3 separate regions of the Mus musculus genome follow, and all the other regions are linked to region 1. A link is a loop called in an ENCODE intact Hi-C map of the cell type or tissue named here. Cell type or tissue: heart. All regions are shown on one strand.

The links. Peaks named below come from ENCODE experiments on the same cell type or tissue, not always from the same donor. Only the 100,000 strongest peaks of a DNase experiment are listed, where the experiment ranks them.
Region 2: it touches region 1 in a loop (5-fold over the local background); 29 of 42 quality-filtered maps call a loop at or near these places.
Region 3: it touches region 1 in a loop (2.5-fold over the local background); 3 of 42 quality-filtered maps call a loop at or near these places.

The regions. Positions count from the first base shown.
Region 1 is chr17:24,650,930-24,658,929 of GRCm38, reverse strand. It overlaps Npw (neuropeptide W), which reads left to right and starts at 378. Exons shown (of 2, transcript NM_001099664.2): 1 at 378-935; 2 at 1,426-1,601. The coding sequence starts at 505. The coding sequence ends at 1,525. In heart, CTCF peaks have their summits at 4,510 and 4,713 (motif pointing right); DNase peaks (open chromatin) are centred at 4,399 and 4,759; H3K4me3 peaks cover 2,226 bases; H3K27ac peaks cover 831 bases; H3K27me3 peaks cover 4,368 bases.
Region 2 is chr17:24,536,135-24,544,134 of GRCm38, reverse strand. It overlaps Gm33508 (predicted gene, 33508), which reads right to left. Exons shown (of 3, transcript NR_169077.1): 2 at 6,126-6,199. Among named protein-coding and RNA genes, the nearest start is that of Gm33508, 6.2 kb to the right of the region's middle. In heart, CTCF peaks have their summits at 3,550 and 4,980 (motif pointing right); a DNase peak (open chromatin) is centred at 3,554.
Region 3 is chr17:24,591,578-24,599,577 of GRCm38, reverse strand. Pkd1 (polycystin 1, transient receptor poteintial channel interacting) reads right to left here. Exons shown (of 46, transcript NM_013630.2): 38 at 7,601-7,740; 39 at 6,855-6,967; 40 at 6,232-6,373; 41 at 5,977-6,102; 42 at 5,605-5,779; 43 at 5,200-5,490; 44 at 4,983-5,117; 45 at 4,601-4,906; 46 at 3,064-4,506. The coding sequence ends at 4,039. Tsc2 (TSC complex subunit 2) reads left to right here. Exons shown (of 42, transcript NM_001286713.1): 34 at 1-21; 35 at 223-298; 36 at 467-553; 37 at 1,208-1,394; 38 at 1,547-1,686; 39 at 2,295-2,373; 40 at 2,441-2,532; 41 at 2,625-2,723; 42 at 2,812-3,762. The coding sequence ends at 2,973. Among named protein-coding and RNA genes, the nearest start is that of Tsc2, 37 kb to the left of the region's middle. In heart, a CTCF peak has its summit at 3,694; DNase peaks (open chromatin) are centred at 2,647, 2,907, 3,297, 4,387 and 4 weaker places.

The DNA of each region.
Region 1 (8,000 bases):
AGAGGTACAGCCCTCAGGGAAGAGTGGCCCCACGCGCAAAACTGCCCTATGCTAGCCCACCAGAACTCTGCTGTCTCCTCTCCTTAAGTGCTCCAGTTGAAGCAACTCCTACCAAGGGGGCATCCTTTTGCCCCTGGCAGCCCATTCTTGTATTCTGAGACCGTGGTACCGGAACTCCCTCCTTGACAGTTCCCTTTCTGGGGGCGAGGAAAGAGTAAGCAAGGAGATCCCCCACTAGAGCTTCAAACACAGTCCAGCTTGCGAACTACTCATTGAGAGGCTTCTAGCTGCCTGGGTTCCCTCTTCACCTCCCTCTCCATCCTCCTCTCCCTTGGGTGAGTGCGACATGTGCGGCGGGGGCGATCCGGGGCGGGGCCACTGAAAGGCTGTAGTCGCACCAACTGACTGGTCTTCTCCATCCTCTGGAGCTCCGACGTTCTCGTTCTCGGAGACATAAACCCAGTTCTTGTCCTAACCCTCCAAGGGGCAATTGACGTGAGCGCGCTGGCGTCTAACAGAGAAGTGCGGGGCCCTGGGCCCGGGACTCCCAGGAACCGGCCCCTGCTGCCCCTGCTGCTGCTTCTGCTCTTGCTACCGCTGCCCGCCAGCGCCTGGTATAAGCACGTGGCGAGTCCCCGCTATCACACAGTGGGTCGTGCCTCCGGGCTGCTCATGGGGCTGCGCCGCTCGCCCTACCAGTGGCGCCGTGCCCTGGGCGGGGCTGCTGGACCCCTCTCCCGGCTCCCAGGACCGGTCGCCCGCGGCGCTCTCCTGCTTCCTTCCTCAGGGCAGGAGCTGTGGGAGGTACGAAGCAGGAGCTCACCTGCAGGGCTTCCCGTCCATGCACCCTGGAGTCCGCGGGACCTGGAGGGAGTCCGCCAACCGGAGCAGTCGCTAAGCCTTCACTCCTGGATCTCAGAGGAGCCCGCTGCTAGGTAAGTAGGAAAGAGAGGAGGTGGGCGTGGCATCTGGCAAGGGAATTTCCAGGGGTCTTAGACCACACAAGACCGCGAGCCTATGGGTACTGGTGGGTTTTTGTTGTTGTTGTTTTTGTTTTTTCCCTTTTTCTTGTAGCTCAGGCTGAACTCCTCCTGATCCTTCTCCCACATACCAAGTGATAGGATTACAAGTGTGCACCACCACACTCGGTTTACGTGGTACTAGAAATGGAACCCAGGACGTCACATATGCTAAGCAAGCACTCTGCCTACTGAGTTATACCCTGTTTTCCAGCCCCCCCCTTTTGATATTATGCTTCCCTATCTTCCTGGTTGCTGATTTTACATGTGTGGGCCACTACGCCCCCCCTACCCATTCTGTTTCCCATCACGTTAGGAGAATTTCCCAGAGTTCCTTCCATATCAACCTGAGGACAGAATGGAGAGCCTTGCCCCTGTCTCTAGAGTCCTGCTTTGTTCTTTCTAGAGCCTTCGGAGAGACGCTTCGTGCCCAGCCATGGTTCCTGCAGCAAGTCATCTTTGCCGATCCTGTCAGGCCCAAGAACCGATGGCGCCCCCATGCTTGACCTAGGCAGGAGCACAGCTTGAAGCTCCAGTCAGGCCTCGTGGTCTGGTCAATAAAACCAACCTGATTCCTGCGCCCCCGCGTGTGACCCTTTTTCTCATTGTGTACTTAGCATCTAGCTTCAGAGCGCACATAGCTGCGCGCCTACGCCCTGGCAAATGTCAGGAAGCCCTCCCTGACCAGACCAGCTCATCCGTTTGTCCTTAGGGACAGACACAGTGCGGAGAGCAAAGCTGAGATGCTTCCGGGGCCTTGGCTTGCTTCCTCCGTATGTTCCCTTCCCTGTTCATGTGTGTTCAGGGTCCCGAATATGATGACCCACCCACCAAACTTCTACCGGGATCAGAGCAAGACACCCCTGGGTCTGGCCAGACCATCGAAGCATCCAGGAGGGAGAAACTAGGGAGTGGAGTGTTCAGGTGGCCCTCACTCTGTCCTCTGTCCTGATTGCTGAGACTTTTCTGCAGTGTGAGCTTTGCCTCTGGCCCAGGCAGCACACCAGGATTTCGCCCACTTTCTGGTATTAGTTTTAAGCCTGAATTTCCTTGAATCCTTTCCCTCCCGTCAGCATCTGGAGAGCAAGCAGAAGGCGCCGGCTTCCTTTATAGCCAGGCTTCCACTCTGAAGGAACCCCCCCCCCCCGCAGCCCCCACTCCCGGACTCTCATTCTCCTCTGCATTTCCAGTCTTTTGCTCTGGTCCCATGTGATCAAGCTGTGTATCGAAGCACAGATCTATAATTCTTGTACTTGAGAGGCTGAGACAGGGTGGTTGCTGTGAATTTGAGACCAGCATAATTAACATAGTAATTTCCAGACTAGCTTGGGACAGAACACACACACACACACACACACACACACACACACACACACACACACACACACACACACAGAGAGACCACACTCACACCCATGCATGCACATCTTTGGGCTTCATCCAGCTTCACACAACTAGACCCCTCACCCTCTGCTGCATCTCCAAACTTCTAGCATCTGTCTTTTCTCAGACCTAAGTGCTGGGACTCCTCAAATCTCCCTCCCCATCTGCTGTTGGAATTCCCCTGTAAACATGTGGTGAGCTCCCCTCTAGATCCACTTCCCAAAGGCAAAGAACAGGTGGACCCCGACTGCTGCCCCACTCAGGCCACTCCTGACCCACTATGTCCTCCTACCAACTGAGAGCCCTCCTCCCTATAGGTCAGCGCTCCACGCCTTTAAAAGATTTAAAAAATTATATGTGTTGCCTGCACGTATTCAAGCGTAACATGTGCAGGCAGTGTCTTGGGTGCTAGAAGAGGTCATTGGATCTCCTGGGACTTGAGCAACAGGTGGTTGTGATGTGGGTGCTGGGATTGAACTCGGGTCCTTTGAGAGAGTAGCAAGCACATATAACTCCTGAGCTTTGTCTTTGCCTCCTGCATTTTATAATTACATTTTGTTTATTTATTTTTGTTCTCTTTGTTTCTTTCTTTTTTTTAAAGATTTATTTATTATATGTAAGTACACTGTAGCTGACTTCATACACTCCAGAAAAGGGAGTCACATCTCGTTATGGGTGGTTGTGAGCCACCATGTGGTTGCTGGGATTTGAACTCATGACCTTCGGAAGAGCAGTCAGTGCTCTTATCCACTGAGCCATCTCACCAGCCCTGTTTCTTTCTTTTTGTCTTTTTTCTTTTCTTCTCTTCTCTTTCTTCCTTCCTTCCTTTCTTTCTTTCTTTCTTTCTTTCTTTTTGTCTTTTTTCTTTTCTTCTCTTCTCTTCTCTTTCTTTCTTTCTTTCTTTCCTTCCTTCTTTCTTTCTTTCTTACTTTCGTACTTTCGTTCTTTCTTTCTTTTAGACAGGGTTTCTCTGTGTAGCTGTCCTGGAACTCACTCTGTAGACCAGGCTAGCCTCAAACTCAGAAATCCGCCTGCCTCTGCCTCCCGAGTGCTGAGGTCTTTGTTTCTTTCTTGTGAGTGTGTACACACTTCCGGAGGTCAGAAGACAACATGCTAGAATTGGTCCTATCCTTCTACCATGTGGGTCCCAGGGGACAAATTTGCAGCCATTACCCACTGAGCTATATCAGCGGCTCTACACTTTTTGTTTATCTTTGTTTTTAATCTATTCATTTATTTGGGGTGTGGGTACACGTCTTCCAAGGCACCTGTGTAGCTGCCAGAGGTCATCTTGCAGGAGTTGGCTCTTTTTCCACTCTGTGGGTCCCAGGGATCAAACTCAGGTTATATGACTGCCTTATCTCTCAAGCGATCTTGTGGGCCCAAAAATGCTGCCTTTCTCCCAGTTCTTTTTGTTCAGTTGGTTTGGTTTGGGTTTTTTTTGTTTTGTTTTTGTTTGTTTGTTTGTTTGTTTGTTTTTTTAGAGACAATGTTTCTCTGTGTGTAGCCCGGGCTGTCCTGGAACTCACTCTGTAGACCAGGCTGGCCTCTGTAGATCTGCCTGCCTCTACCTCCTGCCCCCTAGGACTAAAGGTATTATTTATTCATATATTCAGCTCTCTCTCTATTTTGGCTGTGATTTGCAACAAATTTAACCTTTCAAAACATCAGTGTCCTGACCTTGTCATTCCCAGGTGTACAATATCCCACTGGCTCCCCACTGCCCCTGGGGTGAGCATAATGCTCTCACGCTCTCTGCTCGGCTACATTTGTTCTCTGTCCTTCCTACCTCCTGCTAGATGTATCCTGAGCATCCTAGAGAGTACATTACAAAAGACTCTTCAGGCTTCTTTAAATGATCCTTTAGGGGCTTCTCCAGCTCTGGACCTCTCTTGCTCAGGCCAAGGTACACAAACCTCTGTTTCCTTGGGTCTGAGCAATGTTTACCCAGTGCTTGCCAGTGCCGGTGTGGAACGCCAAGTAGCTGGCAAATGTTTGGTCACAAGGGCTGGGGACTTGGTTTGGTTGCCTAGACCAATCTCATTCTAGAGAAGTGGGTGCCAGGGCCCAGGGTGAAGGGCAGAGCTAGCTGAGTCCTATTAGAGGTCTTCTCTTTCTATTATTCCCCAAGGCTTGCATTCCTCTGCTTGAGTGGTGTAACCAGCAAACAAACAAACCCACAGAAGTGGAACTGGTCTAAACTAAGGAAGTGAAGTATGAGGTGGATCTATCTATCTGCCTGCGATGTGTCCCACGCACCCCTAACCTTCCAGCCCCTGTCCTGCCCCGCGATGGAGCAATCACATTTCCTTCCGCCAGGTGGCGCTACGCAGCTATCGTCGGCCGTCCACTGCCAAGGAAGGGAAGGGGGCGGGGTGAGGTTTCCAAATTCTTGAAGGTGGTCAGTTTCCTGTTCCTTCTTTCCACCCTTTCTCTCCCTGCCCTGTCCCTTTTCTTCCGGATTTCTGTACTTTCTCCTTTCGTAACGCTGATCACGCCTGCTCCAATTTGGGGATCCAAAGAGAGGCGTGATGTAGTTGGAGGGAGGCCTTAAGCGAGACCTGATAGATGTAGGCAGGGCCATTACTACCCATTAAGGTAGCTGCGCTTTTCCAGGACGATCCTAGCCTTTACCAGGTGTCAGAATACGGGCTCCTCCCCTGAAACAGGGTTTCCCAGGTCCCACACACACACAGCCTTGGCGCTTTCAAGAAAGATGCACATACATTTTTTAAAATTTATTTTTTATTTTTTATTTATTTATTTTTTATTTTTATTTTTTTGTGGTGTTTCGAGACAGGGTTTCTCTGTATAGCCCTGGCTGTCCTGGAACTCACTTTGTAGACCAGGCTGGCCTCGAACTCAGAAATCCGCCTGCCTCTGCCTCCTATTTTTTTTTTTTTATATATATACTGTTTAGTGAAAAACCCTCTGTCTCACTAGGGGTGCAACAGGGCACCTCTGTTGCCTTGGATAATCCAGAGGAGGGAAGGACTGCTATATCAGTTCTTTGTCACACAGGTGAGCCATTTGTATAGCAGGTTGTAGGGTGGGTGAAGCCTGGTGGGGAACATACCCCTAAGCATCCCATGCTGTCTCAACCTTCTTGGATGTTGCCGGCCTGGGGGCTAGGTTTCCCCACCTTTTAAAGAGGAAGAAAGATAAAGCCCTCTGGACTCTTAAGGCCTCACTAGCCACCTGCCTTCCTATCCCATTCTCTGAGGTGCTAACCTCATGGGAGGGTATACCTTCAAGTCTCGTTCTGTCTCAACTTGCACTGTACCTGCCTCTCAGGTCCACGGGGGTTTTCTGTCTGCCTAAAGCCTTGGAGGAAATTAGGGAAGAAGGTCCAGGAGGTGTGGTCTTTGAGAGACCCCCACCCCTGCTGCACCAGGCTTTTTCCTCTACCCCTGTGCCTGTCACCAACTCCCTCTTGAAAAAATGGTCACCCTTGGTCTGCCCTGGCTGTTTTCCTTTCTTTCATTTTTGATACAGGATCTCATTGTGTAGTCCTGACTGGCCTGGAACTCACAGAAATCCAACTGCCTCTGCTTCCCTAGTGTTGGAACTAGCCACTAGACCGAGCTCTGTTTTATTGTTTAAATGGGCTCTTTCTTGTCCAGTTTGGTTTGTGAGGTGTGTGTATTTTAATCCTGTGTCTGTGTAGGGGTATGCATACATGAGTGAAGTTGCCCACGAAGACCAGAAGAGGGTGTTGAATCCCCCTAAAGCTGGAATTACAGAGAGTTGTGGGGTATCATGTAGGTGCTGGGAACCAAACAGAGGGTCTCTGCAGGAAGAGTAAATACTCTTAACCACTTAGCCATCTCTTTAATCAGTTTTGCTTGTTTGTTTGTTTGTTTGTTTTCTTGAGACCGAGTCTCATGTAGCCCAGGCTGGCCTTAAAGTCACTATGCAGTTGAAGATGATCTTGATTTTTTTTTTTTTCCTCCCAAGTGTTCAGATTAGAAGCATGCCCAGCGGGTTTGTGGAATGGTCGAGATACAACTTAGGGCTCTTTGCATGCTGAGCAAGCACTCTAACAGCTCAGCTACATTCTCATCCCTGAGTTTGTTTGTGTTTGTTTGTGAGACAGTCTTCCTGTAGCTTAGGCTGGACCCCTTGGATTATGAATGGTTGTGAGAGAGGCGTTGGATTCCATTATGGATGGTTGGAAGCTGCCTGAAGGCTGCTGGGAATCAAACCCTGGTCCTCTCAACAGAGGCACCATCTCTCTGGCCCCATTGTTTGCTCTTGTTTTTGAAATATTCTATCCAGGCTGGCTACAAAGACCACAGAGGTGCTGACTTCTGGTGGCGGCCTGGCTTCCCTTCCTTGCTGTTTCACACTGCTGGTCCAGGCTTCCTTTGTGGCTCAAGCCCACTGATGGGCTAAGACTTCCTTTCTGTCACCTTCCTTGGCACTTTCCAGCCCTTTCGCTTTAGGAACTCCTTTGCTATTACTCTGTGACTGCAGAGCTGTATCATCCTTGGCTCCTGGCCCCTCTGAGACTACATGTTCCTGCCCTTATTCCTCCCTCCCCCAAGCCCCCATCCTATTTTTAGTCATGGGCTGAGTCTTTGGTGACAGAGAGCCAGTGAAGGGCCCGAGGTTGGGGTGGGAAAAGGTCCCCTACCTTCCTCAATTCCTGGCTTAGAGATCTCCCATCTTGCCAACCTCTTTAGTGTGACCACAAAGATGCTGTTAGCAGGTCTGGCAGGTTCCTGGTTATTCTGGGGATAACTTCCAAGTTTCACACGGATGGGATATACATAGTTTATACACATTAACCATCTCCATGGGCAACCAGCATTACGCCAGGCTCAGTGAAACCAATCCTAAGCTAGAAAGACAAACTCTTTGGATAAGCAGGCAGACAGATAGATGGAAGTGGTCAGTCAGGCCTGTGGCAGCATCAGCTAGAATCTGAAGAGAGGGCTGGAGGCAGGGAGCAACAAAGTATCCTCAGCCTAAGTGCCTTTTAGGAGCAGCAGCTAGGGTGTGGGTACCCAAGGGGCTGCTGCTGAGAGGTGGGTCCTAGTGCTTGGGTGGGGGTTGAAAGCCTCAGCTAAGGGTTCTGGAGAGAGGGGAGGGAGAGGAGAACACTGAGCTAGGACTGCTTCTCCTATCCACATGGGGAACTGTCTGAGCTGGCTGTACCTGACGCCGGGGGACCAGGTAAGTGAGGAGCTGTGGGCTGGGGAGAAGCAGGCTGTGGGTAAGCCTGGATCTCAGCTGTCTTATGTGTTGGGAGGATGCTTCAAGGTGAAAGTGCAGTCTCACAGTACTGGACTCTAGCAGAGGGTTTTCTCTAGGCCTCAGTTTCCTGATCTGTAAAATGGTCAGTTTTCTCTAGGGCTGTTTTTTGGAAAACCATATAGGAATGCATAAGGGGTTTTCAGTGGGACTATTTTCCTGTAAGAGTAGATGAGAATTTCATCAATTGTAAATCTAAGTGCATTGGGACTATAGACTTAGGAACCGGCGTTGGGAGCCCTGTGGGGCTTAATTTGGGACAGCTGATCACCACCTAGAGCTCAGGGACCAAAGTCCTCAGTACGGTTCATACTAGGTCAAGAGGAAGACAGCACACACCTC
Region 2 (8,000 bases), 110 kb after region 1:
CTCTGGCTATCCTAGAATTCACTATGTAGATCAGGCTAGCCTCAAACTCCTGGAGATCCACCTTCCTCTGCCTCCCAAGCGCTGGGATTAAAGGTGTGTGCCACTATACCCAGCTTCTACCCCCTCTTTATGGATCTCCTTATGTGGACCAGTCTGGCCTGGAATTGGAATACTGGGATTAAAGAAGCATGTCATGCAGCCCTAGACTAATCATCTCTAAATGACCTGAAAGTGGCTATGGTTGGATATGATACTGCATGCCTTTCATCCCATTTCCAGACAGTACGTTTTCTGGGTTTTTTTGTTTGTTTGGTTGGTTGGTTGGTTAGTTTTTTTGAGACAGAGTTTCTCTGTGTAACCCTGGCTGTTCTGGAACTCACTCTGTAAACCAGGCTGGCCTTGAACTCAGAAATCCACCTGCCTCTGCCTCCCGAGTGCTGGGATTAAAGGCATGTGTCACCACGCCCCGCTATTTTCTGTTTTTTTTTTTTTAATTTATGATTTGTGTGTGTGTGTGTGTGTGTGTGTGTGTGTGTGTGTGTGTGTGTGTGTGTGTACTCAGACCTCAGTGTACCCACAGTGGTCAAAAGAATCATTTGATCCTCCAAAATTGAAGTCAGTGTGCAGGAACCAAATTCAAGTCCTCTGCAAGAGCATACTTTTTTGTTTGTTTGCTGTTTGAGACAGAATTTCTCAGTGTAGCCCTGGCTGTCCTGGAACTCACTCTGTAGACCAGGCTGGCCTTGAACTCAGAAATCCACCTGCCTCTGCCTCTGCCTAAATGCTGGGATTAAAGGTGAGTGCCACAAGTGCCCAGCCTTTTTTTTTTTAAAGACAGGGTTTCTCTGCCTCTCCTAAGTGCTGTGATCAAAGGTGTGTGCCACCACTGCCTGACTACAACCAGTGATCTTAACTGCCAAGCCATCATTTTGTCCCCTAAGTTTTTAAAAGATGTATTGATTTATGTATAGGTGTGCCTGTAGTTTGCTCAAAGAGGCCAGAAGGCGTCAGACCTCTGAAACTAGAGTTATCATTGTCTGTGAGCTACCTGATGTGGATGCTGGAAACCAAACCAGAAACCCAGCAAGACCAGTAAGTGCTCTTAACCATTGAGCCATCTCTCTAGCCTAATAAGTATGGTTTGTTTTTTGTTTGTTTGTTTGTTTGTTTTGTTTTGTCTTAAAAACCATACATCTTAACCAGGCGTGGTGATGCACGCCTTTAATCCCAGCACTCGGGAGGCAGAGGCAGGTGGATTTCTGAGTTTGAGGCCAGCCTGGTCTACAAAGTGAGTTCCAGGACAGCCAGGGCTACACAGAGAAGCCCTGTCTCGAAAAACCAAAAAAAAAAAAAAAAAAAAAAAGAAAGAAAGAAAGAAAGAAAGAAAGAAAGAAAGAAAGAAAGAAAGAAAGAAAGAAAGAAAGAGGGTCTCACTGTGTATTGGCTCACTGTGTAGACAAGACTGGCTTTTTTTTTTTTCTTTCGAAAAAATTATACGTCTTTTAGGGCCTACAAGACTGTTCAGCAGGTGAAGGCATTCCTACACAAGCCTGGTGACTCTAGTTTGATCCCTAGGACCTATATAAAGGTGGGGAGACAGACTGACTCCATGAAGCTGTCTTCTGACATTCACACAAATACCCACACACATCATACACATTCTCACACATCATCATCATCATAATAAAGAAATGGAATTTAGCACTGGAGAGATGGCTCAGTGGTTAAGAGCACTGACTGCTCTTCCAGAGGTCCTGAGTTCAATTCCCAGCAACCACATGGTAGCTCACAACCATCTGTAATGAGATCTGATGCACTCTTGTAGTGTGTCTGAAGACAGCTATAGTGTACTCATATAAATAAAATAAATAAATCAAAAAAAAGAAAGAAAGAAAGAAAGAAAGAAAGAAAGAAAGAAAGAAAGAAGGCATTTTGAAAAGAAAGTAGAAAATCACATTTAAGAAAAATAAAAAAAAAGAGGGTCTGGCGTGGTGGTACACACCTTTAGTCCCAGCACTCAGAAGGCAGAGGCAGGTGGATTTCTGAGTTTGAGGCCAGCCTGGTTTACAGAGTGAGTTCCAGAACAGCCAGGACTATACAGAGAAACCCTGTCTCGAAAAACAAAAAACAAAACAAAACAAAAAAAATCCAAACAATTGAATTATTTTTTTTACACAGACACTTTTAGTTTTGTTTTATACACATATAAGATTTCACTGTGTCATCCTAGCTGTCCTAGAACTAGCTCTGTAGACAAGGCTGGTCTTGAACTCAGATCCACCTGCCTTTGCAAAGTGCTGGGATTAAAGGCATAGTATATTATGTACGTCTAGATTCTATTAATTTTTTTTTCTTTTGCTTTTTCAAGACAGGGTTTCTCTGTGTAGCCCTGGCTGTCCTGGAACTCACTTTGTAGACCAGGCTGGCCTCGAACTCAGAAATCTGCCTGCCTCTGCCTCCCAAGTGCTGGGATTAAAGGCATGTGCCACCATGCCTGGCTCTATTAACTATTACTACTACTACTACTACTACTATTATTATTATTATTGGCTTTTTGAGCTGAGTTTCCCTATGTAGCCCTGGATGTCCTGGAACTTTCTCTGTAGACCACTCTGGCCTTAAACTTAGAGATCAGCCTGCCTCTACCTCCCAAGGCTAGGATTAAAGGCATAAACAGCTACAGCTGGTAATTTTTTTTTTGAAGCAAAGTTTCACTTTACAGCTCAGTCCGTGCTTGTAGCCATTCTCCTCTCTCAGCCTTCAGGATACTTGGATTACAGCTGTGTGCCACCATACCCAAAATATCGGGGTTTTAAAATAGATAGATAGATAGATAGATAGATAGATAGATAGATAGATAGATAGATAGATAAACAAACCATAGTAACTAATAATATAAAAGAAACCAGAAAGGGAAACAAAGAAACAAGAAAACCCGATCAGTTCAGGAAAATATTCAAACCAGAAAAAGAAGGAAGGAAGAGAAAGAGCAGATCAGTAGGGCCAACAAAACACACAAAATGAGTGGCTGGAAAGATGTTTCAGAGGTTAAAAGCACCGGCTCTTTTCCAGAGGACCCATCCAGTGGCTCACCATGGTCTGTAACTCCAGTTTCAGGAGATCCAACACTCTCTTCTGACCTTGTGGGACATATATCGTACATGGACATAAATGCTAGCAAAACACACATACACATAAATTGAACACATACACACACAAACACAGGAACAACAGGAAAACATGAACTAGGATCACAGTATTCATGCCATACAAGAAAATAGGCCAGCCCTCAGGAGGCAGAAATAGACAAATCTTGGAGTTTAAGACCAGGCTGGCAGGGTGTGGCGGCGCACGCCTTTAATCCCAGCACTTGGGAGGCAGAGGCAGGCAGATTTCTGAGATGGAGACCAATCAATATGAATGTATAACAGAGCTATTAAGTATATTCTAGAATGCAGATATTCCACAAGGTCAGAAGAAATTCTTAGGTAACAGCAAGGCAGCAGACAATACCCACTTTAGCACGCAGAGCAAGGCCTAGTGCAATAGCGCCCCTAGAGGTTCTTTTGTGCTCTTTACTCCTGGTCTTGGAGGCTACAGACACACCACCGAGGCTCTCCAAGGCCACCCTAAACCAGGAACTCCCACCTGAGCAGGAAGGCCTAGGAGTTCTCCACAGACAGAAGGTCTCTACAAAGCTATACATCCCAATACTAAGTGACAATGAGGATCAGGTATGCTTTTGTCTTGGCTGATGTATTCTCACTATGGTTTCATGGATGTATAAAAATAAAAATACTAAAAATAAAAATAAAATAAAATAAAAATACTAAAACATTTCTGTGGCCTGACTTTCCCTGGGGACTCTATTTCTTTTCTTTTTTTTTTAACAATTTTTTTAAAAGATTTATTTATTTATTATGTGAGTACACTGTAGCTGTCTTCAGACACTCCAGAAGAGGGCATCAGGTTTCGTTATGGATGGTTGTGAGCCACCATGTGGTTGCTGGGATTTGAACTCGGGACCTTTGGAAGAGCAGTCGGCGCTCTTAACCACTGAGCCATCTTTCCAGCCCAGGACTCTATTTCTACACCTCAGATAGGGAGGGTAGTAATAGACAGACACAGGATTCCCCCCAAGTCTAGCTGGGTGGGATCAATAAATGTAACTGTGGTTACTAATAGACCACGAGCAACTTAAAGGTAACTGTGCCCCTGTAAGAAAGAGTAAGAGTCTTTTCTCCCAGAATATGAGGGACTGTGTGTGTCTTGTGGAAGCTCTCCCCAGCGCCTCTCAGGAGGAAGTGGTATAGGGACCCAGTCTTGTGAGCGTTTCCTGACGATAATCATAGCTGCTTTGACTTCAAGATTGTGATGGCCATGTTATGCCCAGATGAGAAAGCTCCATATTATTAAACTGTATGCTCTCCTTGTGTGCATATGTGTGGTGTGTGCATGTGTGCATAAGTGCATGTGTGCATATGGACACGCCTCTGCTGCTTGCATCCCCCTAGCACTGCCACCTCCTCCCAACCCCCTCACAGGGTCTCACTATGTCCTGGAACTAGGTGCACCAGGCTGGCCATGAGCTCACAGAGATCTGTCCACCTCTACCTCTGCCTCCTGAGTTCTAGGATTAAAGTTATGTGCCACCACTACCAAGCTTGTTATTATTATTATTATTATTATTATTATTATTATTATTATTATTATTGTTTGTTTGTTTGTTTGTTTGTTTGTTTTTTGAGACAGGGTTTCTCTGTGTAGCCCTGGCTGTCCTGGAACTCACTTTGTAGACCAGACTGGCCTCGAACCCAGAAATCCGCCTGCCTCTGCCTCCCAAGTGCTGGGACTAAGGGCGTGCGCCACCACGCCCGGCTATTACTATTTTTTAATTATTTATTTGTTTTTATTCTATGTGTATGAGTGTTTTACCTGCATGTATGGAAGTGTATCACATTCATGCAGTGCACACAGAAGCCAGAAGAGGGCGGTGAATCCTCTGGAAAAGCAAATACAGACCCCTGTAAACTACTGGAAATGGAACCCAGGTCCTTTGTAAGAGCAGCAAGTGTTCCTAAGCTTGGAGTCATCTCTCCCGTCCTATCCTAGGTTTGGTTTTTTTTTGTTTGTTTTTGTTTTTTGTTTGTTTTTATTGTTGTTGTTTTTTGGTTTTTTGGCTTTTCGAGACAGGGTTTCTCTGTGTAGCCCTGGCTGTCCTGGAACTCACTCTGTAGACCAGGCTGGCCTCGAACTCAGAGATCCACCTGCCTCTGCCTCCCAAGTGCTGGGATTAAAGGCGTGCGCCACCATCACCCGGCCTATCCTAGTTTTTGAGACAGTCTCTCATTGAACCTAGAGCTTAATGTTTTAGCCAGACTAGCTTACCACTGAGTCCCTGGAATCCCCCTATTTCCATTTGTGAGCTCCAAGGTTACAGCAGACACATAGTGCTGAGTCAGCCCCCCTCCCCCTCCCCCTTTAATATGGGTGCTGGGGTCAGAATTCAGGTCCTTAAGTTTGCTAGGTTTACACAGTGCACATTAAGCCATCTCCCTAGCTCTTCAACTCGTATACTTTAAACATATGCAATTCTCGGGTATTATATTACCTACATATCCATAAAACTATTTTTGACAAAGCCAGGCAACATAGGCCCTGTATCAAAAAGCACCTCCCTTCTCCCCCTGTAAAGAAAAAAAGAGAAGACACCATTCCTAGAGAAGCCAGTCATTGTTGGCTCTAGGGATTATGTGGTAAAGCAAAGAACTATTTGGTCAGTTTGTGATAATGCTTCTATCTCCTATGTTGTTTGAGAATGTGGATCCATAAGACCCCACTCAGGCTCCTCTGTTGACAAGAGGGTCCCACTCAGGAACTGAGAGCCAACTGCTGAGAACTGGTCCCTGACTCCATAGGAGTACAGACTTAGGGACCATGGCCCCCAAGAACACAGAGAATGTGGGTTTTATTTTCAGTGCTCAGGATAGAATCCCGTCCTGCTAAGTGCAGCTCTGCTTCAGTTCCACTCCAGTCCTCTGGCTGTGGCTGTGCACATCTCGAGTGTGGTGAGCGCCTCTGCCTCATAAGGCACCGTGGTCTTAACCTCCAAAGGAGCAACTCACCTGTTACTGCCAGCCAGCAGGACACGAGGGATACCAAATTAGGGCCACCAAGATGAGTAGACTCCTGGGAGTATCTTTTCAAGAGAAAAATAAATTTGGAATATATTTGGACCGTTTACATCTGGGTGCCAGAGTCTCTGACATCACCTCTTTTCTAGGGTGACTCAGTGTTCTCTCTCTCTCTCTCTCTCTCTCTCTCCTCTCTCATACAATTCAGAGCTGTTGCAGTTCTTCTGACGTTTCCATGGCAACTTTCACAAGGATTTCATAGAACATAAGGTGTTTGAGCAGGAAGGGCCCTTGGAGAGCAAATCCTCCCCCACATTTTATGGAACAGGAAGTTAGGGCCAGAGAGACGATGCCAAATGCCCAGGGTCACACAGCAAGAAAGGGACCTCTGCCCTCTGGCATTGAGATAGCAGGCAGCTGAGTTGCACAGGGTTGATTTCTCTGAGAACACAAGTGTTGGGGGCTTTGCTTCTGCTTCCCAAAGGACCCCTGCAGCCCAGGCTAACTTTCTGCTGCTCAATCCTAGCCAGAGGGGAAAAGAGTGGGCAGCACAAGGGTCTGCTCCCAGCTGGGTACAGAAGCTGGGGGGGGGCACTGGAGAACATCCAGGTGCAGGAAGCAGGGGCAGGAGTGTGAGGGGGGGCACTGGAGAACATCCAGGTGCAGGAAGCAGGGGCAGGAGTGTGAGGGGGGGCACTGGAGAACATCCAGGTGCAGGAAGCAGGGGCAGGAGTGTGAGGGGGGGCACTGGAGAACATCCAGGTGCAGGAAGCAGGGGCAGGAGTGTGAGGGGGGGCACTGGAGAACATCCAGGTGCAGGAAGCAGGGGCAGGAGTGTGAGGGGGGGGCACTGGAGAACATCCAGGTGCAGGAAGCAGGGGCAGGAGTGTGAGGGGGGGCACTGGAGAACATCCAGGTGCAGGAAGCAGGGGCAGGAGTGTGAGGGGGGGGGCACTGGAGAACATCCAGGTGCAGGAAGCAGGGGCAGGAGTGTGAGGAGCAAGGTTCTAAGCAGAACCTGCAAGGTCAAGGAGATGGCTCGCATTCTTGCCTGTTCTCCAGCGTAGTCCAGACTCTGGGCTTGGGGTAAAGCTAAAAGCCTAGGGGGAATGAGAGAGACAGGCTAGGCTGGGACTCCCTGGACATGCTATATTAGGGCATCTCCCAGGAAGACCAATTAGAAGTTTGCAGGAGTTGAGAGGCATGAGAGACCAAGGGCAAGGGCTCAGCGAGACCTGGGTGGCTCCACTCACTTGGAGACAAGGACATGTGCTGCACCTCATCTTCTTTGTATTCTAAGGCTGAAGTCTGGACCACACTTTCCAGGGGGCCAGTTCAGGGACTGGTCCCTACAAGCTGTGCTCAAGTTTGAAGATCTCAAAGTTTGGAGGGCTCTAAAGCCAGACTAAGGCTGTCACATCCTTTCTTACCCAACTGGCTCCTAGCCTCAAGCTTGCTCTGAGCTGCAATTACTCATTTATTGCCATGTAACAAACATCTCCCAAATGCTTAGGAAACTATGGTTTTAAAAGGCTCGCCTCTAGAGGAACATGGCGGCCTGCTAGAATTGCAGCACTTGGAAGGCTTGAGGCCGGAAGATTGTGAGCTTGAGGCCAGTCTGGTCTTCATAGTGAAACCCTCTTGTATATGGCATCATCTCCTGGGCTCCTGTGTACTCAGCCTGAGTGTTCTCTCATCATGGTACCCAGATCCTGAAAACCACTGTCTCAGGGTGCAAGAATCTGGGATCACTTCTGCCCAGGTTCAAGGGGAGGAGACACAGACCCACTCTATCACCAGGGAAAATACCAGCACCCTTGCCATCTTGTTTGTTTCCAAGACAGGGTTTCTCTGGATAGTCTTGGC
Region 3 (8,000 bases), 59 kb after region 1:
GGTGCCAGGCATCAACCCTAGGTGGGCACAAATCCCAGGTTGCTACCAACTCCAGGGGATACACTTTCTTCTTGGCTGGAGCTCCCATACACTGCACGGGAGAACAGGCAGTCATGAATTGTGTCTTCCTGTAGCTGGTGGGAGCCATAAGGAGGGTGGGTCCTTGGCCGTAGAGTTTAGGTCCTGCCATCGGCCCCGCCCTGACCAATGCTTTCTCTGTAGCTTTGTGTTCCTACAGCTCTACCATTCGCCCTTTTTTGGTGATGAGTCCAATAAGCCCATCCTATTGCCCAATGAGGTAGGCCGGCCTTCTCTCTGCCACAGTAGGGGTGGGGTCACAGAGGGTCTGTCCCCTCTTGGGTGGAGACAATCATCCTGAGGACTGGTGCTATGTAGCTGTCTGGGTTGGTGGCTGGTGGCAGGGTAGTGTCTGCCCTGAACTCACATAGACTCTGTGTGCCTGCAGTCCTTTGAACGGTCAGTACAGCTGCTTGACCAGATTCCATCCTATGACACTCACAAGATTGCTGTCCTGTATGTGGGAGAAGGCCAGGTAAGGCCCTGGGGTCAGCATAGGACTACTGAGGCTCAGCAGTAGGTCAGAGTTCAGTCTCTGATTCTTTGATACTTTGGAGGACTGGGAGCTTGTTGAGTCCTGAGCCAGAAACACAGCCATGACAGGCCAATGGGTTGATATGCAGAGCTGTGAGAACTGCAGGGTGCATACATGCAATAGCAGAGTTCTGAGGTCCCAGGATGGGCCACTGAATGAGTGTAGCTAAGTGGCAGGACAGAGGGTCATCATGGACAATCTCACAGCCCAATATATAAACATGAGCCATACTTTTCTTATGAGGTAGGGACCCTGGACTACTTTGAGCCACCGTTATTAATGCCGGCATTTTGAAAAGTATCCCTCTGCTGTGTAGTGCCTTGATGGAGTTAGGTGATCACTATCCTAGCGAGAGGAATAGGATTGGGTTTGGTTGCAAGGATATGAAGCAGTGCTAAGGTTCTGGGTATGTTGATTTTGCTAGCTGAATGTATTACGGGTAGAGAAGGGAGGGAGGCCAGGTGGCACCCAGGTCTATAGACTGGACAGCTGTAAGCATGACAGTATTGAGTGGGGGATGGCTTTCCATCCGTGCCGAGCCTGCCAGGTGACTCTGAACTGTTAACTATTCTCATTCCCTGGATTTCCCCACAGAGCAGCAGTGAGCTGGCCATCCTGTCAAATGAGCATGGCTCTTACAGGTACACGGAGTTTCTGACAGGCCTGGGTCGGCTTATTGAGCTCAAGGACTGCCAACCAGACAAGGTGTACTTAGGTGGACTGGATGTATGTGGCGAGGATGGACAGTTCACCTACTGCTGGCATGATGACATCATGCAAGGTGTGTACTCCTCTAGGTAGGCCTGCTTCCAAGCCCTGCCTCTGGAAAAAAATCAGGAAATCTGGAGGGATACAGAGGTCTGAGCCTGGGCCCTAAAGTCCAGCATTTGGTGTCCTGTCCTGGCACCCAGTCCAGTGTCACCCACTCTACAGCTGTTTTCCACATTGCCACCCTGATGCCCACCAAGGATGTGGACAAGCACCGCTGTGACAAGAAACGGCACCTGGGCAATGACTTTGTTTCTATCATCTACAATGATTCTGGTGAGGACTTCAAACTGGGCACCATTAAGGTGAGTGAGATTTCCATGTGCGATTGCCTAGGCAATGGCTGTGCTCTGCCACTGCCATCACCAGACTCAGCAGCAGCCCAGGCGGTCTACAAAAATGCCTGCTGATGTATTTTGAAGTGGCCTTGAGTGTCTTGGGAGGGTACACTTTTGGGAGCCCCATGCACTGGGACAGGCTATCAGAGACACAGGAGACATGATCACAAAACCTTCCTTCATATATAGGATGAGCTGTGGCCCTCAAGACTAACTAGGTGAATATGTCCTGGTGGGTGTACAGTGCTCAACAGGAGTGTACTGTCTGCTTACAGTGGCTTTTAAGGGTCCTTGTTGGACACATTGTAGCACACTTGGGTCTGCACGTATCACAACTGAGAGGAGATGAGGCAGGGCTCTGGGAAGCTAGTGTAAGGGCCCATGGGCAGTATCGTCCTGGGAGAACACCCTCAGCTCTGTCCTTAGGCACAGTCGGAAGCCTGCAAGGCAGGGTGTATGTTTTATGCTAAACACATAAACCTGCATGTTTAGCCAGAGATGTCAAAGGCAAGTGGGGAAGCAGCGTGGCCTTCAGCACATGCTCATGCCGGGTGACTTTCCTCTCCTTTGGGCAGGGCCAGTTCAACTTTGTCCATGTGATCATCACACCGCTGGACTACAAGTGCAACCTATTGACCCTGCAGTGCAGGAAAGGTGAGGCCCAGGCTGGGTAGGGTGGCAGTTTTGGCCTGAGCTGGGTATGAGCATTGTGTCTCCACAGACATGGAAGGCCTCGTGGACACCAGTGTGGCCAAGATTGTGTCTGACCGCAACCTGTCCTTTGTGGCCCGACAGATGGCCCTGCATGCAAATGTGAGTGGTGGCGGCAGCCTGGGGAGATAGTCGTGTGGGCGCTCCCTGTTGTGATGGAGCTCACTGTCACCATCCTGCTCTGTCACCTCCAGATGGCCTCACAGGTACACCACAGCCGATCCAACCCCACTGACATCTATCCCTCCAAGTGGATCGCAAGACTCCGCCACATTAAGCGTCTCCGCCAGAGGGTAGGGAGGACAGGCTTCAGAGATGCGATGTCTGAGTCTGGTTGAACAGAACTTCCGGACTCACTGCCAGAGCTTTCTCTCTCTCTAGATCCGTGAAGAGGTGCACTATTCCAACCCAAGCTTGCCTCTGATGCACCCTCCAGCCCACACCAAAGCCCCAGCTCAAGCCCCTGAGGCTACACCCACCTATGAAACAGGCCAGCGGAAGCGCCTCATTTCCTCCGTGGATGACTTCACAGAGTTTGTGTGAGGCCAGCAGATCCATGACTAGAGTCCTGTGGCCAGCCATGTAGCTATCCTGACTGTACTCCTACATGAAATAAACTGCACACGCACATCTGGCCCGTGGAGTTCAGAGAGCAGCACAGACAGCAGTCAGACAGCTTCTTTATTTGACTTTGTCTTGTCTGTTTGGGGTTGGGGCAGAATCCAGGCTAGAGCTGCAGATGAGCCCACAGAAGCAGGCAGGTGCCATCACATACATTCTCTTTCCCCCACCCGCCATGGGGGCAAGCCCCATTGGTGGGCTTGTCCAGTAACTTCTTGGCATCTTTCATCCCACAGTAGTCCTGCCCTTGCTCAGATCTGAAACCAGCAGATCTGCGTGCTGCCTGGCCCCAGACAAGGGAGGAAAACAAGGCCACGGTGGCCCCAATTGCTGTCCAGCACCTGCCCGAGGCCAGACTCGGATCCAGTAATAGCTGCAGCTTCCCCTGTACCCCTGCCCTGGGTAACAATGGACCCATTTTCAGCCCAAGTAGAAAATACTGACATACAAAAATATATACATTTTAACCCCATATAAATTATTGATGGTGGACATAGAAAGCAGATGGTAGCTAGAGGGCAAGTATGCTGCAGAAACAAGAGAGGTAATAACTTAGGGGACGGATAAAGGAGAAGTGTAGCTTAGCCCTCCCTCCAGCTTAGATTTTTAGCAAGAGGAGATGGCCACCTAGGGGTAGAGCTGGGCGCAGCCCGCTGAACCTGAGGACTTGGGGGGAGGGGGGGCGAATAAATTAGCATCTTGGAGGCTGGGTACTCACTTGGTCCAATACTGCTGTGTCCTCCTGTGGGGAGGGGACCCTGGGTCCTGGCTGGCCACACAGCCTTTTTAAAGTGCAGAAGCCCCATATGTGGACAGGTAAGGAAGGCAGCAATACCTGTACCCAAAAGAACTGGCATGCAGCCGTTCTGCCTGGCCCAACCTAGAGGGCAGCAGAAGGTAATACTGAGTGGTGTCCACCCTGGCTCTGAGAGGCCAGTGTGAAGCTCAGGCATTCCCAGGGAAGGGAATGGCCAAGACCCCTAGGGCCTAAGTGCTGCTGGGGTGGACCTTGTTATTAGGCCACAGGGACACCCTGTTGGGGCCTACAGTCTGATCCAGCCCCTGACTGGCCCGAGAAAGGCGGCTGGGCAAAGCTGGCTGAGAGCCTGGGAAGCAGCCAGGGGAGGGAGAGGAAGGAGGTCCATTGTGCCCATGGCCTTGAAGGCTCTGGAGTTGTTGCTCCAGCTGGTAGACGTCCTCTGTGGCCTGGTTGAGTCGGTCAAACTGGACAAGCAGACTTTCAAACACAGCATGGAGGCGAGAGGGCTCTGGTTCCAGCTTCAGCGTCGAGCGGCTTAAGCTGGCGCTCGGCCCGTCTGGTTGGCTGGACGAGGTGGATGGGTGTGAAGCTTCTGAGCCTGAGCTAGGTGGGAGCACAACTGGGGATGACTTGGAGCCCCTGGATGAGCGGGAAGGCAGTGGATCCATTCCTTCAAAGCGGACTTTGTGGCGGAACTGGGGGCGGCACAGGGGCTCGGTCAGTCCGGCTGCACCCTGGGCTCGCGAGACCCAGGGTGTGTCCCTCTCCCCCCCACTGGGCCGTACCCACCTCCTTGACCTTGCTGAAGCCCATCCAGAGCCGAAGCCTACGCAGGAAAAGCTCCACCATCTCATAGTCCTGGGGTTCCCATGCTGGGCGGTAGAGCTCGCCACGCAAGGCGTGGTACCGCCAACGCAGGAGGATAGCCCCTAACCTCAGGGCACCCCACACTCGCAGAGCCCAGAGCCCCACACACAGCAGAGGGGACAGGTACCAGGACTCTGAAGGGCACAGAGTGGGGACCCTCGCCCCAGGGCACAGCACCAGGAAGGCACGGGCCATGTTGTAGAGAGTGTCAGCACCAGAGGAAATAAGCTATGGAAAAAGAGATGCAGGTGAAGGCATAGCCTGGGGGAGGCCCTTCCCTGGGATACCACAAACAGCGACCTACCAGGATGGCCATCTGTGCATAGGCCACACCAAGCAGCACCAGGCCCAAGGTGGCTCCCATGAGCTCGGGCAAGGCCCGACACAATGTCTTGCCAAAAACAGACCACTGGCGCACAAACCGCAGCTGCTGGGCAGCCTGTGGATAGGAGGCAGTCAGCTTTCTCCCCAGCCATGGCAGTCTGATCCTAGTCACCACCAGACCCCACCTTTGACCTCACCTTGACCAAAAGCAGGAAGAGTAGTGAAGCTGCCAGGCCACGGGCCACAGAGCCCAGCTGAGCCACTTGGTCGAAGCTAGTGAAGTGGCGTGGATGGTCCTGCACAAAATGGGTCCACTGGCGATCAGCAATGCCCAGCTGGGCCAGGCGTACAAGCCCTGTAGCTGCTGTCAGTATCACCAGTAGGCACCGTGCCCAGGTGTCAGGCCTTGCTGTGCACGCACACCCATCTTTGCGCCAGGTCTGCACCTCGGCCATGGAAAAGTATAGGGCAAACAGCAGCAAGCACACCTGGGGGTGGGGGGAGGAGGTTGAAAGGAGATACGTGACGGGTGTTGTCAAGTGTTCAGATTCCTGTGGGCATGATCAGGATCCCGAGGAAAGATGTCAAGTAGAAAGGCATACCGAGGTGAGCAGTGGTAGAGACAGGCCAGTGCTGAGTCGCCGTAACGCAAATGGGCGGACACTGAAGGCAGCCAGTGCATGGCCGGCTACAGGGAACTCGAGGCGCAGTGTAACAGCAGCATGGAGCCCCACAGCAGGGCTGTAGCGGGTGAGTTCTACAAACACTGCACGGCTCCTGCATGGAGGGTGCTGTCAGCATGAGGGGCCGTGTGCACAGGAGCATAGGATACAGGACACGGGAGACACCGGAGGGAGGGAGGGAGGGGCACAGGGGATTCAGGGCTAGGCATGGGGGCAGCAGGCTACAAGTGAGGCTCAGAGCCTGCCAAGGGAGTGGCTACTTTCCTACCCATTTCCCAACTCAGCACCCACCTGCTGTCAAGCCAGTTGTGCAGCTGCAGGAAGCCCAGTCGTGCACGGCTCTCCTCCAGACTCAGTCCTAACTCCTGTATGTAGCCCCCACTGTCATACACTGCACAGTAGCCCCAGTACCAGGCGCTGTGGAGACAGGGCAGGGTTGGAAACTCCCTAGTCCTGAGAGTATCTGATAGGCATGCCCCCAAGGGGGCCAGAAGATTCTCTGGAGAACGTCACCCAGGTGGGGCCTTAGGCTCTTGTTCTACTCACCCCAGCAGGTCCGGTGCAGAGTAGGCCCATGTCTCAGAGCCATTTTGCACCACACTCTGCCAGCCAATGCCATAGTCACTGGTGCTCAAGCTTCCTGCCGCTGAACACATGTGCTCCGAGCTAGAAGGGTCTGGGCAGAATGCTAGAAAGCAGAGAGCCAGGACTCAGGACATACCCAATGGGTGACTCGCTCTTCAACTGAGCGGAGGTCCTGTGCTGTGACCTCCCCAAATCTCCTAGCCAACCATGAGGCAATTATGATGTTATAAAAAAGCAAAAGAAGGGGCTGGAGAGATGGCTCTGCGATTAAGAGCACTGACTGCTTTTCTGAAGGTCCTGAGTTTAGATCCCAGCAACCACGTGGTGGCTCACAACCATCAGTAATGAGATTGGATGCGCTCTTCTGGTGTGTCTAAAGACAGCTGCAGTGTACTTACATGTAATAATAAATAAATCTTTTTTTAAAAAAGGCAACAGAAGAAAACTAACGAGGACAAAAGTTATACAGTTAAGTAGAGTTCAAATAGCTCAGCTGCAGGTTGCTAAGGAAGCAGAAGGATGACAGAGCATGGACCACCATCCCCAGCAGGGTGACAGAACATGGACCACCATCCCCAGCTTACCTTCCTGCAGTCGCACCTGCCGTAGCCGTGGAGGGCCCAGCTCAGGGCTAGACTGGTTCCCATGGACATAGGGCAAGAACACATGTGACATCCATGGCCAGAACTCATCAGACCTGCCAACAATAGTCAGTAACTGAGATCAAGGCTGTCAGGGTCCAGGAAGTGCTGCTGTAGCAGCAGGAAGGGATAAAGCTGGGCCCATGTTTCCCTACTTCTGGACTGATGTCATTTGGGACAGATAATTGCCCTGATATGCTGTGTACCACAGAAGACTAAGCAGTGTTCCAATTCCCTACCCATTGGGTATCCCAGCACATTTCTGATTCTGACCACCAAGCAGTATCTAGATCAGGCATCATTTGCTTCTCTGGGCCACACAGAGGTTTCCATTACACGGGTTCATTTTGTATGACATTGTGACATGTTGTTGTCTATAAAGATCATGCTTGAGAGCTATACAACTGAATTTAAACGGAATCAGAAATAAAAAATAACAACAACAGAAAAAAAAACCCATAAAACATCTCATGCTTTAAATAGAAAATGTATGATTCTGTGTTAGGACTCACTCATAGCTACCCCAGGTTACATGTGGCTCATGAATTGTAGGACACCCTTGATTCTAGACACTTCCAAATATTCCCTACAGGGTGGGATGGACTAAAGACAAAACAAAAGTGGGCATTGGTGGGCATAAGTGCCACCCTGTCCCAGTGCATGAATGTATGTGTCCTGAGTGTCCCTACCGGGTGATGGCCAGAAAGGCTTGGCTATCCAGCTCCTGCTTGATGGCGCTCTGCAGGCGATAGGCGTGACCATGGCAAGAAGCATCCCCATAGTTGGCCAGCAGCGTCACCAGTAAGAAAAGCATGTACACCAAGAGTCTCTGGGGGACAGGGATAGATGGCTGATCAGCTGATCCCATCCCACAGGGCTAGAGCATGGTTTTAAGACTACCCTTGTTGGGTGTCTATACTAAGGAATGGCAGTATCATCCTGTGGTCTTATAGTCCTATGGCTAATGAGCCTCTTGGGGGAAGACACACAGATGCTGTAAACTAAAATGGCTGTGCCTAGCACCCTATAAGCTAGGTGGGGGCAGGAATTTGAGTGTACATTGACACCAATAGGGGCAGCAGGTGACAG